Regions from separate parts of the Homo sapiens genome. Here region 1 is linked to region 2. The links are chromatin loops, found by intact Hi-C in ENCODE. Cell type or tissue: mammary epithelial cell. All regions are shown on one strand. Each heading gives the region's core, and the rest is flanking DNA. Links, peaks and the distances in the headings are about the cores only.

Region 1 (4,000 bases), core at 1-4,000, 730 kb before region 2:
AGGCTTTCAGTGAATAGAAACAGTCTTCATGTTCTACAGGCCAACCATTATCTAGAAGAATAGACCTGAGTGAGATTTCCTTTAAAGGTCTATTCTTCTCATTGAGAAATGTGTGTTTCATAGTCCAGAAGAATTAACTCCTGCATAGAAGTAGTTATGGATTCTTCATGGTATCAGTTAAATGAATTTAGGAGCCTACTACAGTAGTAGTCGACAATAAGAAAAGGATGTGTTGGCCAGGTGCAGTGGCTCACGCCTGTAATCCCAGCACTTTGGGAGGCTGAGTTGGGTGGATCACGAGGTCAAGAGATCGAGACCATCCTGGCCAACATGGTGAAACCCCATCTCTACTAAAAATACAAAAATTAGCTGGGCTTGGTGGCATGCACCTGTAGTCCCAGCTACTCAGGAGGCCGAGGCAGGAGAGTTGCTTGAACCTGGGAGGCGGAGGTCGCAGTGAGCCGAGATCATGCCACTGCACTCCAGCCTGGCGACAGAAAAAGACTCTGTCTCAAGAAAAGAAAGAAAAGGATGTGTTAAGAAGAACCAAAACGTTTTTAGTGGCAACATGACTTGTGGTAACAGGATTTGTGATTTCCTGTAGTTTAAATCTTTTTTTATTTTTTGTTTGTTTTACTCTCTTCTTTATGAGTGAATTAAATTTGCTGGTATTTGTCTTTTACTACTTCTTGATATGTTAGGTATAGTCACTACTTAGCTCTAGAAGCTACTGAGGATCATTACCTAACACCTCTTAAGTTACATAAAAATTATATATTCCATGAGTTTTTCATAGTCTCCAAACACACCACACATACAGTACCTTTGTAATTTCACTATATTTTAATATTATTTCATTAAACATTGCCAGAATTAAATGAATTGTTCCCACAGGGTAGAACTTAAACCAAGATGTACTTTGTTTAGATTTGTTTTTTCATTTTAGTTATCAGTACCAGATACACTTGCTGAGTTTGTTTTTTTGTTTTTTTGTTTTGTTTTGTTTTGTTTTGAGACAGAATCTCACTCTGTCACTCAGGCTGGAGTGCAGTGGTGCCATCTCGGTTCACTGCAACCTCTGCCTCCTGGGTTCAAGCAATTCTCCTGCCTCAGCCTCCTGAGTGGCTGGGACTACAGGCATGTGCCACCACACCTGGCTAATTTTTGTATTTTTAGTGGAGATGGGGTTTCACCGTGTTGGGCAGGCTGGTCTTTAACTCCCAAAGTTCTGGGATTACAGGCGTGAACCACCACACCCGGCCACACTTGCTGTTTTAAAAATGTTGTGATTAAGTATCTCTACTGAAGTGTTTTGAACACGTAAGTAATTTCTTGCTGCTTTTACAAGTCTGGAGTTTGTAAAATATAAGTTTCAGTGATTCATTCTCAACATAGTTTATAATGAGCATTGTCCTTGGAAAAGAGAAATGATTTTTATCATTATGTATGCCTGTTAAGTTAATCATATATTTCTCTGCTGGTCAAGAAGAATCAGTGTTTTGTGTTTTTTTGTTGTTTTATTCTTTAATCCATGTTTCTTACTATTCTTTATCCTGCATATCTACCAGGGTTCACAGTAACCAGAAGTGATTACAAAGAAATAAAATATCTTTAGTATTCAAAGCCTTCATAAGCCTTTAATCATATTTGTTTATAATAAAGCAAAATTGGTTGGATTTTAAAGTATCTACCCGTTGTGTGTGTTTTGGCTAATACTATTTTGGTTGAGAGAGAGCAAAGCAATTCAAAAATGCTAATGTGATTTAACATGGGTTAAAGTTAATGGGAATATAGTATTTGCATAACCTTTTCTAACTTTATTTACATAAAAAGAAGTATAACAATAACTTAAAAGTGTAAAGAGCACTGTCAATGTAAGCTGCAATGCCTTATCAGAGAGAAGGTACTTAAAGATTGCTTTGGGGAACAGCAAACTTCTTCAATACTTAAAATTTCATTTGAATTTGAGTCAGACTTTTCAGTGCCTTTTCTTTTCTAGAATAATTCACTTGAGCACATTAAGTCAAGGACTATGGTATATTTCTTCTCTATATCTGTCTCGTCCCACCCTTGGATATAAAATATTTCCAAGAATGTAGACATCTTTAGGTTCTGTTGAGATTATTACTTATCTGTCCCAGATGAGAGATTTTCTTTGGTTAAGAATAAACAGAATAATAATATATGTGTGTGTATATGTATATACATATCTTTCTAATGGTAATTTTTTGTGGAATTTTTCTCACACATTGGAATTATCATCTCCAGTAATGAATGCCAGTAACTGTGCATCCACAGGATGGCAGTGTGGTAACATTTTCATGATGTAATAAATGATTTACAACACTATTGGTATCATGTATTTCCTTAGAGCTCACCACTTTGATGGAATGCTTTATTCTTCTAACTTAAAGGGTAAGAAAAGTAGGTTTACATGGATGGATAGAAAATTGTAATAGATGGGTATAGTAGTTTAGTTAGGGTTCTTAAAGAGTTCATTGGAAGGAGAATTGGTAGAGAATGATGGCTATGGGTTTGTCTTGTTGAGGTCTTCTGAAAACACTAGAGAACAGTACCAGACATTAATTACCTCTTCGAAGTCCATGTCAAGAAAAGAAGAGATCTTAAGTTTTATAGAGCCTTTCCCCCACCAAATGTCACATGACCTTTCTTCCTAATATTATGGTTATTTGTTTACATCTCTGATTTTTAGCAATTTATCTGACTCTTAGAGGGTAGGATTGATCTTAATGGGATTTTCTGTTTTTAGAATATATTGACCATACTCAAGTTAATGTTTAAATGCATAAATTGAAGAGGTAATTTCTAAACATATATTAGATGCTGTAGTACAAAGTCTGGCAAAAAGCGTATGTTTTCATTTTGCAGTGGAGATTGTGTTTCTTTATTTATTTTGAGATGGAGTTTCGCTTTTGTTGCCCAGGCTGGAGTGCAGTGCGATTTCAGCTCACTGCAACCTCTGCCTCCCCAGTTCAAACGATTCTCCTGCCTCAGCCTCCCAAGTAGCTGGGATTACAGGCACGCGCCACCACACCCAGCTAATTTTTGTAATTTTAGTAGAGACGGGGTTTCTCCATGTTGGTCAGGCTGGTCTCAAATTCCCAACCTCAAGTGATGCATCCGCCTCAGCCTCCTAAAGTGCTAGGATTACAGGTGTGAGCCATCATGCCTGGCCAAGATTGTGTTTATTTTTAAGAATTGAGTTACTTCACCATTTTTTTTACTCAGATGTATCTAATTTCTTATTTTCTATGTCTTAAAATGTAGATTTGTAAATGAGATTTAAATTGAGATATAGCAATATATGTGTAATTTTACAAATTCAAGCAGAGCAGTCAGTATTAAGCAAGGTATTTGTTGTATTTGACATATTATCTGGCAAGCAATCTTCAACTTTATTTAATGGAAGTACAAGTTGAGTACTCCTAATTTGAAAATTCAAAACTTTCTGAGCACCAATATGATTCTCAAAGGAAATATTCACTGGAGCGTTTCCTGTTTTGCATTACCAGTTTGGGTATGCTCAGCTATTAAGTATAATGCAAATATTCCAAAAATCCAAAAAACTTCTAGTCCCAAGCATTTTAGATAAGGGATATTCAAATTGTGTCTATCCGTGCACTGAAGAGTGTTATGACATAAAACACATACCTCCAATATGTAAACATCTCAGGTTCAGTGATCCAAAAAATGTGAAAAATAGGTACTTGGGTCCAGTTCTCTTAAAAGTAAATGCTTATGTTTGGATTGTTGTAGATACCACGTTTATCAGATTTGTACCATTGGTGCTGGTAAGTGGGTATGAATGAGACTAATTGGGATAGAGGAAGTTTCAAGGTAAAATACTGTTGAAAACTTGTCTGTTTCTATTAGTTTATCTTTAGCATTAACCTATGTTTACCAAATAATACAAATTAAAGTCCCACCTGGGCTTTTTCATTTCCTATTTTCTTTTTCTTGAACTCTCCATCACTCTTAT
Region 2 (10,155 bases), core at 3,434-7,433:
CAGAGCTTGTAGTGAGCTGAGATCGCACCACTGCACTCCAGCCTGGGCGACAGAGCAAGACTCCATCTCAAAAAAAAAAAAGTGAAGGAGCATGTCCCAGAAGCTCCCCAACTCGGCACAATTTGAACTTTTTGAAGCCAACTCGTGTTTTCTCTTAAAAATACATTCAAATTTGTATTTGCCATATTCTTTTGCCTTAATGTGACAATCAATTTTAATTTCTTTATACTTAAAGTTCACCTCCCCTCCCACAGTTAAAAAAAATTGTGTAAAGTGAAAGCTGCAGGAAGATGTGTTGTTGCTACCCTGTGACATCCCCCGCTCATGCCTGCCCTCCACTGCCTCAGTTGAAAACTGCAATCCTAGGCCAACTCCTACCTTCCAGAAGGTGAGGCCAAGGGTCTCCTGCTCTCTTGCTACCCTAGCCCTGGGCCGTCTTGGTGAGGGAGGGAGGAAAGGGAGAAGCTGCTGGCACATTTGGGGGCTGGGTCTCTCAGTGTCTACCTGAGTGCCTCGGTGCCTACTGTTGTTTCCTGAGTAATAGCATACCTTTGACATACTCTGCCCAAGTAGGGAGGCCTGGCCAGGGGCGAGAACTCTGTCCTGCCAGGCTCTTCCGTCAGAGATGGAAGGAAGGATCTGGCTTGGTCTCCAGGGGTACCAGTGGGTCTGCCAAGCTGACACCAGGCTGTGCCCTCCATCCCACTCCTTTCCTGGGAGAGCTGAGAGAGTATGAAGCCTTCCCGTACATGTCATCCTCTCTACCTTGAGCATATTTGTGCTCATCTCCTGATGGATGTAGACAAAGAAGGACCACTGTGGCGTGTTGGAGTCAGGCGCACTAGGTGGTGGGTGGTGGAACTCTATGGTAAGCTGTACATCTCCGGTCGGAAGCAGACCAGCTGGCCTGGGGAAAAGGCAGCATGGAAATGTGTGCAGGTAGACTCACCTCCACGGAGGGCTTGACATTCCTAAACTTGTTTTCAGGGGCCAGGTGGTCAACTCTCTCCATCTCTGCAGCCATGAGTTTACTGACCTTGGCCATTGGACCCTACTGATCCTGGTGCAGCTTGCAGCTGTGGGGGCAAAGGCTAATTAGGTAGAACAGATGTGTCGAAGGTCACCTGTTCTCATGTGTTTCCTGGACTGATCATTATGATTTAAGGCCCTCCCAAATTTTCTTCTGTTTGAAAGAAGGTCTGATAACCCGGGAATTTCAGAATTAAGAATGGACATGACAAAGGAATATAGATTCCTAAAGGGCATGTATGTCTGCCAGGGCCCTTTCAGTTTCATAAAAGCAAGGAGACTTGCAGGGCGGGAGATCAGAACTCTCCCTTGAAGATGAAGCGCACAGTCTTACTTCCTGCACTCAGAGGCAGTTAAACATCCGGAGGGCAAGTGGACCGAGGGAATGACAGACTCCAGAAAGCAGCCCTGACCAAGTGGGAGAGGCCCTCCAGGGCAGCGACTCTCAGCATGAGGGCATGGATTCTCACACCCGCCAGCACTGGGGCAAATGCTTGGCGTCTTTGGTGGAGGCAAGCATTTCATAATCCTCCTTGTTTGATTTTTATTTCATTTCTTTTGAGATTGACATTAAAGAGTAGCTGTGTGACTTTTGATACATGCACAGTTGTACAATTGCATCTGAACCTTTTTGTGTGATGTCCCTCCCTCCCCCACCTTCCTCCCTAGTGCCTAAAGGTAGAAGGACAGAGGTGGAGCTATCCCAAGTAAAGCCGGTTCTCAGGCTCTGTGCAGTCCCTTCAGGGGACCTGTGATAAAGTGGAGTCGGCACAAATCAAGGCTTGTACATGTAAGATTTTATCTTGACCTCAAACTGGGCTGTGGACCTGAGGCAGTGCTGGGAGGCTCTGTAGCAGAAAAGAGTCCTTAGACCTGGCTTTCAGCCAGGGCTCCAGCAGCTTTGCAGAACATGGTTTTGAACATAGCCTTTCACTGCTGTGAGCCTCAGTTTCCCTCTGTAAAATAAAGATAATCATATCTCCATCATACAACTGTTGTGTGGCTAAATGAGATGTGAGCGATGTAACTGGTGATGTCCTATACAAATACTGATGGTGCTGGAGGTAAGACATTTATTGTCATTCAATAAACGTCTCTCTCCCACACAGAAATGGAAGGAGCTGTTTTTATAGGGACTCTTGCCTCTTCCTCACTACTCTCTCATCCTCTTTCCTGTAAGCCTTTATCTCAGTTCTGTTCCTTGGGAGATAGCGTTCATTTTTTTCTTCTCCTCTTTGCCTTTTATTCCCCCATGCTTCACCAAAACAGAAGGAAATTGTCTGTTTTCTGTTGCTGTGATTGAATACCTGAGACTGGGTAATCTATTAAGGAAACCATTGTTTCTTCCAGTTTTGGAGGCAGGAAGTCCAAGGCCAAGGGGTCATAGCTGGTGAGGGCCTTTTTGCTGGTGGGGACTCTGCAGAGTTTTGAGGCGGTGCAGGGCATCACATTGCAAGGAGGCTCACGAGAGACAGCCAGACTGACTTTTAAAACAGACTCCCTCTTGTGATAACAAACCTCCTCCCGAGATAACTCATTAATCCATGAATGGATTAATCCATTTGTGAGAGCAGAGCCCTCATGATCCAATCACCTCCCAAAGATCCCACCTCTCAACACTGCTGCATTTGAGGACCAAGTTTCCAACACATAAAGTTTGGGGGACACATTCAAACCACAGTGGAAACCAACATGTGAAATGGAAAAGTGTTGACAGAAGTAAGTAAATGTGGGAGCCAGGTTAGCATCTGACCACAGACAACACCAGCCAGGCCTGCACGGACAGAGGTGGCCCTGGAATATCACCAAATCCAATCCCCTCACTCTAAGAGTCTTCTTTTCACACAGTTTGTTCAGTGTTCTTGAAGACTCTAAGCTGTTTGGCTGGGGCTGGCTGCAGCTTTACTTAATGGTGACCCAGGACCATGATCCAAGTGTTTTTCTCTGATTCTGGGGGAAGATTTGTGTTCTTTGTGAGTCCTGAGAAGATCTTGGATTGGGTCATCAGCATCCAGTATTCCTTTTAAATCCCTGGTGTGTGGAGCAGCCCATGAGAAAGAGGGAAGAAAATAGGGCTTCTTAAACTTGAGCTGCTTGGGAAGACACCTTGCTGGGCTCCTTCCCAGAAATGCTGATTCAGCAGGTCTGGGTGTGACCTAAAAGTCTGCATTTCTCACATGCTCCTGGGGGATACTGATCCTGCTGGCCTGGGACCAGACATCATTGGAGAATCCAAGGCTACAAGGCAGAGGTTGGCAAATTACAGTCCAGCAGCCAAGTCCAGCCAGAACACAGTTGCTCCCATTCATTTACATATTGTTTATGGCTGCTTTCATGCTACAGTGGCAGAACTGAGTAGTTGTGGCAGAGATCATGTGGCCCACAAAGCCAAAAATATTTACTATTTGGCCTTTTTTTTTTTTTTTTTTTTTAAATTGAGATGGAGTCTCACTCTGTCGCCAGGCTGGAATGCAGTGGTGCAATCTTGGCTCACTGCAACCTCCGCCTCCCAGGTTCAAATAATTCTCCTGCCTTAGCCTCCTGAGTAGCTAGGACTACAGGTGTGTGCCACCACGCCCAGCTAATTTTTGTATTTTTAGCAGAGACGGGGTTTCACCATGTTGGTTGGGATGGTCTCGATCTCTTGACCTTGTGATCTGCCCGCCTCGGCCTCCTAAAGTGCTGGGATTACAGGTGTAAGCCACCGTGCCCGGCCTGGCCTTTTACAGTAAAAGCATGCCAACCTCTGCTCTTGAGGTTCCTCAGCACCCTTAGCCCAGTAGTTCTAATTACAGGCATGGGACACCTCCCATTCCTTTCTTTCACTGACTGAGTACCCTAGGGCCACTACTGTTAAGAAACCAACTCTGCTAAGCATTAAATCATGTTCTCTGGAAGAAAAAACATGAGACTGATATCACTGCTTTTACCTCTATCTTTGCCGATCACAAAACACCTTAAGACCCTGCAGCAACCTAGGTGGTGCTGTACCCATCTTGTGAAGGTACAAACCAAGGCTCAGGAAAATAGTTATGTCTGTGGTCACACAGCAAATTAGTGACAAACCCAGGTCTCCCAGGCTTTGCACCTAACACACTACCTATTGTATATAAGGCAAAATTGGATGGTACTTTGTATATTGGTCATCTAATTCTGTGTAACAAATTACCCCTAAATGTAATAGCCTAAAGCAGCAGAAGACATTTGTTATCACTCACGGTGTCTGTACATAAGGAATTCAGGATCAACGTGGCTGAGCAGTTCTGGCTCAGGTGTTTTCCTAAGGTTCCATCAGATGTCTGCCAGAGCTGCAGTCACTTAAAGTTTAACTGGGGCTGAAGAATCCACTTCCAAGGATTCAGCTTGGAGAATCAGCTTCACTCACGTGGCTGGCAAGTTGGTGCTGGCTATTGGTGGGAAACTTCATTTCTGTTCCATGTTGACCTCCCTGCAAGGCTGCTTGAGTGTCCTCACAATATGGATGCTATCTCCTTTTTATGACACAGCCTCCCAAGTCACATAGCATAATTTCTGCCACATTCTGTTCATCAAAAGCAAGTCAGTAAGTCCAGCTTACCTTCAAGAAGAGCATCAAAGAATTTGTGGGCATATCTTAAAGCCAGCCCAGTAGGTCAATTTCCATTCCATTGCCTGCTGGGAAAATCAGGGTCCTGTGGTGTTGTCACAGTGCCGGTCTTTAGTTGATCGTAGAACGTGAGACTAAAGTCCTAAGCAAGAATAAGGTAATTCACAAATTACTAGCAACATCTAGGCCTCAAGTTTTGTTCTGTTCTGGAATAGAGTACCCAAAGGAATCTTACACAGTTGGACTTCAGAAAAGGTCAGAGAGGACCGGAAGGAGATGCCCATCTTCATGCTGTGTTTGAAAACAGAAAGACGACCACATGGTTTGAAATCCTCCCAGGCAATCCAGACATGCTTCTGCTAAGGGCCAGCTCTCCATTCCCAATTAAAAACTATCTTTCTAGCCCAGAGGCCAAGTGCCTTGTTGGAGAAAGCAGCAAGGCCTGAAGCCCTTCGGTTGTGCTTGTTGATGCTCCACACAGTTCCCCTATAAAGTATTAAACATACTTCAGTAAGAACTCTGCAGGGGTAGGCCGGGCGCGGTGGCTCATGCCTGTAATCCCAGCACTTTGGGAGGCCGAGGCGGGCGGATCATGAGGTCAGGAGATCAAGACCATCCTGGCTAACACAGAGAAACCCCATCTCTACTAAAAATACAAAAAATTAGCCAGGTGATGTGGCTGGCGCCTGTAGTCCCAGCTACTCGGGAGGCTGAGGCAGGAGAATGGCGTGAACCCGGGAGGCAGAGCTTGCAGTCAGCCAAGATCGCACCACTGCACTCCAGCCTGGGCGACAGAGTGAGACTCCATCTCAAAAAATAAATAAATAAATAAAAAGAACTTTGCAGGGGTAGAAGGAGGAGGCTGTGAATTTGTGGATTAAATTTGCCCTTCCAAGTCTTTGTATTAATTCATCCTTATCTCAGCCAGCTGATTGCATTTCTTGTCAGATCTGTTTCCAGGCAACGTCTGGTACTAATGGGTGAGAGTCCAGTTTATTCTTCCATGCCCTGCCACCTCTGTGCAAGGCGTTGTAAGTGTAGGAACTCATCCAGACAGTAAACTCTGATCTCTCGCCATTCAACAGGGTCCGGTTGTATCACCTTAGTCTTCATAAGCAGTGTTTGGATACCCTCTAGTGGATAAGTGAAGATGGTCGCCATGCTTGCTAAACAGAAGGGCTCCGAACCTGGGATGAGAGTGGAGGTGACTGGCTTGAAGAGCCCCTGTGACTCTGGAAAGCAAATGTAGGGAGAGGTCAGCTTGAGGATAATGTAACTCCTTGATGCTCCAGGAAAGAGGTATACTCTTCCGTTGTATAATCTTCTCTGGCTTGATATATTTAATAACCTGATTTGGAAAACAGGTAACAAAAACATCAGTACACATATATGTGCATGTGTGTATATTTCCTAGTGCAGAGAGTGTGTGTGGTTGTAAACAGGAATTGGCAAACTTTTTCTATAAAGGGCCAGATAGTAAATATTTCAGGCTATGTAGCCAGGAGGCCACATATTCTGTTGTAGTGTGAAAACAGCCATAGATAATACATTCATGAATAAGCATGGCTGTGTTCATTGACTATACAAAACAGACAGTGAGCCGCATGTGGCCCTGGGCCAAAGTTTGCCAACCCCTGGTGAAAAAGAAAGAACTGAATTGTGTTTGTCTCTTGCACTAGATGGCGAATTCCTCCTGTGCAGGGACCCAAGCCTCATTCACCTTTGTACCCTGGGCACTCAGTATTGTGCCTACCATGTGGCAGGTGCCCATAGCCTATTTACTGACTCAATATGGCTCCTGTGTCAAACTCTGTAATATATCACCTTTCTTGCAAGATTTCTTGGAATTCATTGAATTAAGAGCAGCATGCTCTCTAACTTAGATGTTTAAGCCATCAGAGCAAATAGGATTAGTTGCCATCCTGTTTTCCATGTACTTGTCCTTCACCAAGATGCCATGTGAAAGACCAGCACTTCAAAAGGCCTTGTCGTGATCAGCCCTGTTCAGCCTGAAGATGGCACTACCTAGTGGCCCAACAGTGGTGGGCAGCTGCCGGGCATCTTGTTTTGCAGACGTGACAGTGGATTTGCATAGAGGCTTCTGTTGCCTTTACTAGAATCTCCATATGCCCAGAACCTTGCACGTGAGAAGGGACTGGCTGGTGGCATTCCAGGTAATGTCCTATCCCTAAGAACACGGCAGGAGCCAGCTTCTCTGTCTCAAACACCAGCCTATTCCTCTAAGGCAGGCTTATGGTCTGCCAAACTGCTCTTTTTTTTAAGGTATTAATCACAATAGCAACTATCCTTTGTAGAGTATATTGTCTTATGTGGATTTTAGAAAATATGTATTATCTCTATTTATTGATGAAGAAACTGAGGCACAGAAGAGTTAAATTACTTACGGCATGATGTTGATGTGTAGTACAGTTTAAAAACTTGAGGCCAGGTGTGGTGGCTCACACCTGTAATCCCAGCACTTTGGGAGGCCGAGGCAGGTGGATCACCTGAGGTCAGGAGTTCAAGACCAGCCTGGCCAACATGGCGAAACCCCCTCTCTAATAAAAATTTAAAAATCAGCCAGGTGTGGTGTCATGTGCTTTTGATCCCAGCTACTCTGGAGGCTGAAGCAGAAGAATCACTTGAACCCAGGGGTCGGAGGTTGCAGTGAGCCAAGGTTGCCGCTGCACTCTAGCCTGGGCGACAGAGCAAGACTCTGTCTCAAAAAAAATAAATAAACTTGGACTAAGTTTTTTAACTCACTGTGCCTTGGTTTTCCTATCTATAAAATCATCATGATAAAACCTATTTTAAGGCTGGGCATGGTGGCTCACGCCTGTAATCCCAGCACTTTGGGAGGCTGAGGTGGGCGGATCACCTGAGGTCAGGAGTTTGAGACCAGCCTGGCCAACATGGGGAAACCCCGTCTCTACTAAAAACATAAAAATTAGCTGGGCGTGGTGGCATGCGCTTGTAATCCCAGCTACTCAGGAGGCTGAGGCAGGAGAATCGCTTGAACCCAGGAGGCGGAGGTTGCAGTGAGCCAAGATCGCACCACTGCAGTCCAGCGTAGGCAACAGAATGAGACTCCATCTCAAAAAAACCCAAAAAACAAAAACCTATTTTAGGGGGCTAGCTGTGTGGGTCAAATGAGGTAAGGTACAAGAAGTGTTTCCTTATTCCATAGTAGATATTATACTGTTACCAGGGGCTTGGGTACATAGGTCCTCGATAAATATTGGTTGAATAGATGAAAGCAATTTGCCTAGTCACACAGGTGGTAAGAATTCAAAGCCCAGCTCTTCCTACCAGGCCAGATGGCCTTGATTATACCATTTAACCAAACAGGAACAGGGGCATGCTAACCATGGTATTGAGGTGGACCGTGTGGCATTCAGGTGTCCACACAGGGCAGGGAAGACAGAGCTTCAGGGTTACACATTCACAGTTCACTTAGCCTGACATCGTGTTGGCATTATTACTCATGAGAGAGCTCTCAAGCTCAGTCCATACATGCAGGGAGCTGGAAGTAGACTTCTTGGCTCCACACAAGTGTAAAAAGCTTCAGTTACAGAGAAAAGTAGGTTTTTTACCTGAGAAAGAGGAGAGCTGTTTCTCCTAAGAGCCATTGTAAACCCTGGCAATAATATTAGCATAGTAGTAATAATTGACACAGCACCTCGCAAGCACTCTTGTGCATACATTGATTAACTCATTTTGTCCTCCCACACCCTAGGAGGGAAGCCTCTGTATCCCCATTTTACAGTTGAGGAAACTGAAGCTCAGGTTAGTAACTTGCCCAAGGGCTAATGGAATTCAGGTAGACTGACTCCACAGTAAGGATTTTCCCCACTAAGCAAACTCTGCCTCTCAGTCTGCTATTACCATGTGCGGTAGTGTCACCTCAGCGAGAGAGGAAGGAGAAGGAAGGAACAGGGAATCAAACAATGAAGACTATGGGATAAATAAAAGTAGCACCAGATTGGAAGATGCCGCTGAACGCTAGTTCTGCTTTGACCCCTGACTAGCTCCATGACCCTAGGCTGGTTGCTTCTGAATGTGTCCTGGACTTCTCTTCATTTGTAAGCATCTCTTCATCTGTGAAATGAGTTAATCAATCCAACACTAACATTCTCTGGCCTTCAAACCACTATGGGATAAGTCTTGCCTTTAAGAAAAGGTGCCATCCTTGGAGACTGCTGTCTGATGCCAGGCCTCCTTTGCAAGTGGATTTCCACCTGCAAAGTCTTCATGTGTCAAGTCAAGACCTGCAAAGACCCATGTCACCAGCTGGGGTGTCTGTCTCAGAGATTTGGCATTCCTCCCACCACCCAAATTTTGCCTGGCTAACTCTCATTCACCTATTTGTCTCTCACTTCCTCTGACCTTCCAGACTTGGTTGTGTCCTTGTGCTTTGCATTCTTGTATCACCATAGTTTCTTTTCATAGGATTTATTACAGCTTATAATTAAATGTCAACTGGGGGCAGAGACCATGTCTTTTTTTCCCCATCGTTGCACTGCCATTGAGACCTCAGGTGGTTTGTTTTTGTTTTTGTTTTTGAGACGGAATCTCACCAATCTTGTCACCCAGGCTGGAGTGCAATGGCGTGATCTCAAGTCACTGCAACCCCAGCTTCCCAGGTTCAAGTGATTCTCCTGCCTCAGCCTCTCAGGAAGCTGGGATTACAAGCATGTGCCACCACGCCTGGCTAATTTTTTGTATTTTTAGTAGAGACAGGGTTTCACCACGTTGGCCAGGCTGGTCTCAAACTCCTGACCTCGAGTGATCTGCCCTTCGCAGCCTCCCAAAGTGCTGGGATTACAGGCGTGAGCCACCTCGCCTGGCCAAGACCTGAGGTTTTTGAATGAATGAATGTTGCCACATATGTGCCATATTAAATGTACACCAGAAGTAGAACAGCAAGATATGGCGATATTGGTTAGTTCTCTTCTGGCAGGCCACATAATAGCAAATCTGCAGTCACTATTTCCAATGCCACTTCATTGCAAGGAATTAGTATGATAAATGATTTAAAATCTAATGAGGTATTTCAGAGGTATGCTGAGATCTCACCAGAACAATGCAAATCCCCTGAGCTAAGCCAGCTGGGAACAGCTGGTGCTTTACTTCTAGGTTAGCCTAGTTAATTGTCAAAAGTTACCTGTTTTCAAGGCTAGAGTACATTTTCAATAATGGTGCTCCTGCCAGTCAAGACTAAAGTCAAAAATAAATCAGCCAACTTATGTCCTATAGCAATGTAGCATTTCCTGCCCCACCAATAGTGCCTAGAAAACCTGTGTCACAATAATACTCAGTAGGTATTTGAATAAATGACACTTTTTAACACTGCCATCAGGTAATTCCTCTGAGCAGCAGAATTGCTGTCACAAAGCTCATAGACACCACAGGGAGTCCTCAGGGACAAACTTATTGTCTTTCTGGATGATTTTAAAAATTGTGCCAGAATCAGTGGCTCATACCAGTAATCCCAGCACTTTGGAAGGCTGAGGCAGTAGGATCACTTGAGTCTAGGAGTT

The links. Hi-C counts contacts between places; a loop is a spot of excess contacts. Peaks named below come from ENCODE experiments on the same cell type or tissue, not always from the same donor. Only the 100,000 strongest peaks of a DNase experiment are listed, where the experiment ranks them.
Region 1: a loop joins it to region 2, with 4 times the contacts of the local background. A loop is called at or near these places in 2 of 110 quality-filtered maps.

What each region holds. Positions count from the first base shown.
Region 1 is chr3:31,608,601-31,612,600 of GRCh38, forward strand. The region is part of intron 5 of STT3B (STT3 oligosaccharyltransferase complex catalytic subunit B); the gene reads left to right. Among named protein-coding and RNA genes, the nearest start is that of STT3B, 78 kb to the left of the region's middle. In mammary epithelial cell, for the core only: a CTCF peak has its summit at 2,298 (motif pointing right); no DNase peak of the experiment used is centred there.
Region 2 is chr3:32,334,537-32,344,691 of GRCh38, forward strand. The region is part of intron 1 of CMTM8 (CKLF like MARVEL transmembrane domain containing 8); the gene reads left to right. Among named protein-coding and RNA genes, the nearest start is that of CMTM7, 52 kb to the right of the region's middle. In mammary epithelial cell, for the core only: CTCF peaks have their summits at 5,761 (motif pointing left) and 6,640 (motif pointing right); no DNase peak of the experiment used is centred there.